Regions from separate parts of the Homo sapiens genome. Here region 2 is linked to region 1. A link is a loop called in an ENCODE intact Hi-C map of the cell type or tissue named here. Cell type or tissue: CD4-positive, alpha-beta T cell. All regions are shown on one strand.

Region 1 (2,500 bases):
ATATTTTCCCTGAGTTATTTCTCTAACCTTGTCATAACTCATTGGCTAAACCACACCCGTTTCCCACTGCATTTCTTCCATAGCACAGCAAGTAAATGATAATACTTGCAAGTCATGACAAGTTAAATTAAAGAACATGGTCAACTTAAAAAACTCCTCTATAAACTTTTCTGGATCCTCTGAAAACTAGCCAAATTTTTTTTGTTAAATACAGCCAAATCAGACATAGAAAATAGCACATGTACTCTAAGTGCTCCCCAATTTTCATCAGCTACTTCTTGCAAGGGACACAGGTTTGACTTTTAGGGGCTGATATGGGGTCCACTTCTGGAGGTATTGGTTGGGCTTACTCTTTTGAGCAGTAAGAAGTATAGGCTGGAGCTAGCTGGATAAGGGGGAGAGGTGCCTGATGACCTTGGGATGGAATCCTTTGTTAGAGAACTGGCAGGACCCTCCTCAGAACGGCGGCACTGAGGAGGCTCCAGGGAGGGCATAGGCCTTCTGTGAGAGCAGCTAGGAATGCCACTTGATGCAGGGCAGGCCAGTCCCAAAACTGGGGCTTAGCCTGGGAAAATTGTTGGCTTCACTCAGGAAAGGTTTCAAGAATGAGCTGGTGGTAGAAAAAAATGGCTTTTATTGGGGCAACAGTGTTACAGCTCTGTGACTGCCTCTGCAGAACCAGGATACCTCAAAGGCCGTGTGTTTGAGTAGCAGTTCAGAGGCAGTTCTCCAGTTATATTTATACATACTTTTAATTACATGCAAATTAAGGGGTGGGTTACTCAGAAATTTCTAGAACAGAAGTGGTAACTTCCAGGTGTTGGCACGGCAGTCGTAAACCATCATGGTGCTGGTAGGCATGCCTCTTCCCTGTTTCAACCAGTCTTCAATCTGGCCCGAAGTGAAATCCCACCTGCCACCTCACCTCCAGTGGTGTCTGCAGTGACATTTTGTTCCCTCTTTCAAAATCGTTTTCAATGGGGTCTCTTGTGGGTGGGGCATTAAGCACAAGTGCTCAGCCAACTGCACTGAACCAGAAATTCTGCATCTGTGCTGACCAGAGATGCTTTCTGGAAAACCAAGTGTATAAACCATGGGGACCATGGGACACATGTCACGCTGCTCTCTCACACCTTCATGTATGTCCTTTAGTGTTGCGCAGCAGCAGCCTCTAAGGGAAGCAGCCCTGAGATGTACTTTTAAAACATTTTTACTATTTCATTTGATTTTTTACAACTATGAGTCACAGATGTTTTACTGGGGAAAAAAATATGTAGAAGACATGGCTGGATGTGTGTTATGAGAAAGAGGTCAAGTGCAAATGAGAAAAAGAGGAACTCATGAACCTCTTCTGCCTTTTGGTGAGTGGCCAGTCATTTGAAACTGTGAAGCAGAAGGTAGTGAGGGGCAGTTGTTCCTGTGGGTGCCAAGGGGAAACTTCCTCTTTGCCCTTGGAAGGGTCACTGAAAATCAACTGACAAGAGACAGATTAATTGGAGAAAAGGCACACATATTTATTAATGTGCACAGGAATCTTACAAAGATCTCCAAGAAATGGTAAGGAGGTTGAGACTTTTACACTATCTTTTTAAAGGCTTTTGATATAGGGTCTCACTCTCTTGCCCAGGCTGTAGTGCAATGGCAGGATCATGGTTACTGTAGCCTCAAACTCCTGGGCTCAAGCAGTCCTTCAAGCAATCCCGCCTCAGCCTCCTGAGTAGCTGGAACTGTAGGCCTGTGCCACCATGGCTGGCTAATTCTTTTCACTTTTTGTAGAGATGGGGGTCTCGCTATGTTGCCTTGAACTTGAACTCCTGGCCTCAAGTGATCCTCCTGCCTTGGCCTCCCAAAGTGCTGGGATTATAGGCAGGAGTCACCACATCCAGCCTATACACAGCTTAAGGTTACAGAAAAAATGTGGGCTTGGAGTACGGCCAAAAACTGGTTGCGGTGGTAAATCAGGTTATGATGTCAAGGCAGGTTATGGGAGGAAGAGAAGAGGAGGTCTGGCTTGCAAATGTGGTCTTATTATACAGGTGAAACCTTACAGGTAGCAGTCCTCAGAGAGAATAGATGGTAAATGTTTATTTCAGAAATTTAAGGTGTCAGACTCTGTTAATCTTTTCTTGATCTGGACAAGGGTTAGCCTCAGAGAAAACCTGGCTGCACCATGCTGATTCTGTACAGATGCAAATCTCCCCGCAAAGGACAGCTTTGCAAGGCTACCTCTGTTTGCAGGCCCTCTGAACAGCCACCTCAAAATATGTCAAAGAAGGATATTTGGAGGTGAAATATTTTGGTTTCCTCCATTACAAATCTGGATCTGACACAAGATAGTACCATTTACTCAATGTATAGCTTGGGCCAAGTTGTTTGAATTCTCTGTCCCTCAGTTTATCTGTAAAATGAAGAAAATAATAGCACATACTTCACAGAGTTTTATGACAATCTAATTAATATAAGCAAAGCACTTCTAATAATGCCTGGCACATTGTAAATA
Region 2 (2,500 bases), 1.2 Mb before region 1:
AACATCTAAGATAAATGCAGTTTTTCTATTAAGAAATAATATATATCTTACCAAAGAAAACTTTTTTGTACCTCAATCAGTAAATTTTGATGGTTTTCTTCCTTAGTTTGTCTATATTGCTTTAAAGATCATAGGCATTTAATGTATTTTTATTTCTGCTATTATTAATGGAATATCTCCCCCATTATAGCTTATATTCTGTGATTGCTGTGTTATAGAAAAGTTATTAATGGGCCAGGAGGGGTGGCTCATGCCTGTAATCCCAGCACTTTGGGAGGCTGAGGCTGGTGGATCATGAGTTCAGGAGTTCGATAACAGCCTGATCAACATGGTGAAACCCCATCTCTACTAAAAATACAAAAATTAGCCGGGCATGGTGGCTTGTGCCTGTAATCCCAGCTACTCCGGAGGCTGAGGCAGGAGAATCGCTTGAATCTGGGAGGCAGAGGTTGTAGTGAGTTGAGATCTCACCATTGCACTCCAGCCTGGGGGACAGAGCAAGTCTCTGTCTCAGGAAAAAAAAAAAGAAAAGAAAAGCTATTAATTTTGTAACGTTTAATCTTATACATAATCACTTGATGCATATATGAATTTTAAGATGATTAGCTGTGTTTTGAGTGTTATTCCACTATCCTCCAGTTGTGATAGTTTTATTTCCTTCTTTTACATAATTACACATCTTATTTCTGTTTTATTTATTTTTAAATATTTTGCATTGACTGAACATTCTGGACAAATGGTAAATAATAATTTTCACAACAGGTAATTTTTTTTCCCTAATAGAAATGGGAATGTCTTTAAAGTAGATTTTTGTTGTTGCCCAAATGTAGGTAATAATCTCCCCTTCTTAGGGCTTTCAACTTTTCCTATTGCTAATAGATATTAAATGTTATAAAATTACTTTTGGGAAATAATTTTTTACTGGACTTTTTTTATCTTAAACTGGTAAGCCAGAATGATATTGTAATTGTGGAATTAGACCACTAGATGGCGGTGTGCACCTATTTTTTTGCTTTGGGACCCTTAAATTGTTTATTGTTAAAATTTAAACCTTTTAAATAGGGGTGTCCAATCTTTTGGCTTCCCTGGGCCACATTGGTAGAAGAATTGCCTTGGGCCACACATAAAATCCATTAACACTAATGATAGTTGAAGAGCAAGGAAAAAAAAAAAACACCTCATGATGTTTTAAGAAAGTTTACAAATTTGTGTTGGTTTACATTCAAAACCGCCTTGGGCCTCAGGCGGTCTGCCAGCTGAGGGTTGGACAAGCTTGTTTTAAATTAACATAATCCACAAACTATCATCTTCCTTTCGACTTTCAATTTAGTGATCTTAAATTAGGAATATGCTTAAAAATACTTCTTGTCTCTCCTGTATTGAGTCAGTTTTATTGGGGTATAATTTATACCACAATAACATTCAACAATTTTAAGGATACAATACAGAGAGTTGTAACAAACACATTCAGTCTTGTTTCCACCACCACACTTGTAATAGAGAACATTGGCATCACTCCAGTCACTTCCCTCGTACCTTCCCTGCCTGCCAGCCCCTGGAAACCACTGATGGGTTTTTGCCACTTGACCTTTTCTAGAATTTCGTATTAGTGGACTCATACAGTATATAGCCTCGTGTAGGTGGCTTCTTTTCCACAGCCCCTTGCTTTTAGGATTCATCCATGTTGTTAAGTGATTCAGTAATTTCTTCCTTTTTATTGTGGACTAGTGTTCCATTGAATGGCTTTACAACAGTTTGTTTACTCATCCAACCACAGTGAACATTTGGGGTGCTTCTAGCTTTGGGATATTATGAACAAAACTGTTACAAACATTTACACAGAAGTCTTTCTGTTGACGTGTATTTTCATCTCTTGGTAAATACCAAGCAGTGGCATTGCTGTGTCATGTGATGAATATATGTTTTAACTTTCTAAGAAACTGTTTTCCAAAAGGTTTTCTGAGGTGGCCACAGCATTTTATGCTCTCCCCTGCCATGTGTGAGAGTTCCAGTCTCTGCACGTCTTCACCAGCACTTGTCATTACCAGTCTTTTTAATTTTGGTGAGTGTGTAGTTACACTTTATTGTGTTTTGACTGCATTTCCCTAATGTCTAATGATGATAATAAACATCTGTTCATGTGCTTATCTGCCATCCGATATCTTCTTGGTGAACTGTCTGCTCAGATCTTTTGATTATTTTTTTAAATTACCTTGTTTATCTTCTCATTTTGCATTGTAACAGCTCTTATATATTCTAGATAAAAGTCTTTTCTATTATTTGCAAATATTTTCTCACAGTCTATAGCTTGCCTTTTCATTTAACAGTGTCTTTTGAAGAGCATATATTCTTAATTTTGATAAAGTTCAATTTATTAAATTTTTAATATATAGTTCTAGTTTTTTGGGTCCAGTTTAAGAAATCTTTGCCTAACCCCAGGTGACCAAGATTTTCTCTTATGTTTTCTTCTAGAAGTTTCATAGTTTAGCTTTCACATTAA

What was found. Hi-C counts contacts between places; a loop is a spot of excess contacts. Peaks named below come from ENCODE experiments on the same cell type or tissue, not always from the same donor. Only the 100,000 strongest peaks of a DNase experiment are listed, where the experiment ranks them.
Region 2: a loop joins it to region 1, with 5 times the contacts of the local background. A loop is called at or near these places in 1 of 110 quality-filtered maps.

The regions. Positions count from the first base shown.
Region 1 is chr9:90,769,186-90,771,685 of GRCh38, forward strand. No RefSeq gene overlaps it. Among named protein-coding and RNA genes, the nearest start is that of SYK, 31 kb to the right of the region's middle. In CD4-positive, alpha-beta T cell, no CTCF peak of the experiment used is centred here; a DNase peak (open chromatin) is centred at 1,366.
Region 2 is chr9:89,575,521-89,578,020 of GRCh38, forward strand. No RefSeq gene overlaps it. Among named protein-coding and RNA genes, the nearest start is that of GADD45G, 28 kb to the right of the region's middle. In CD4-positive, alpha-beta T cell, CTCF peaks have their summits at 1,013 (motif pointing right) and 1,214; a DNase peak (open chromatin) is centred at 991; H3K27me3 peaks cover 486 bases.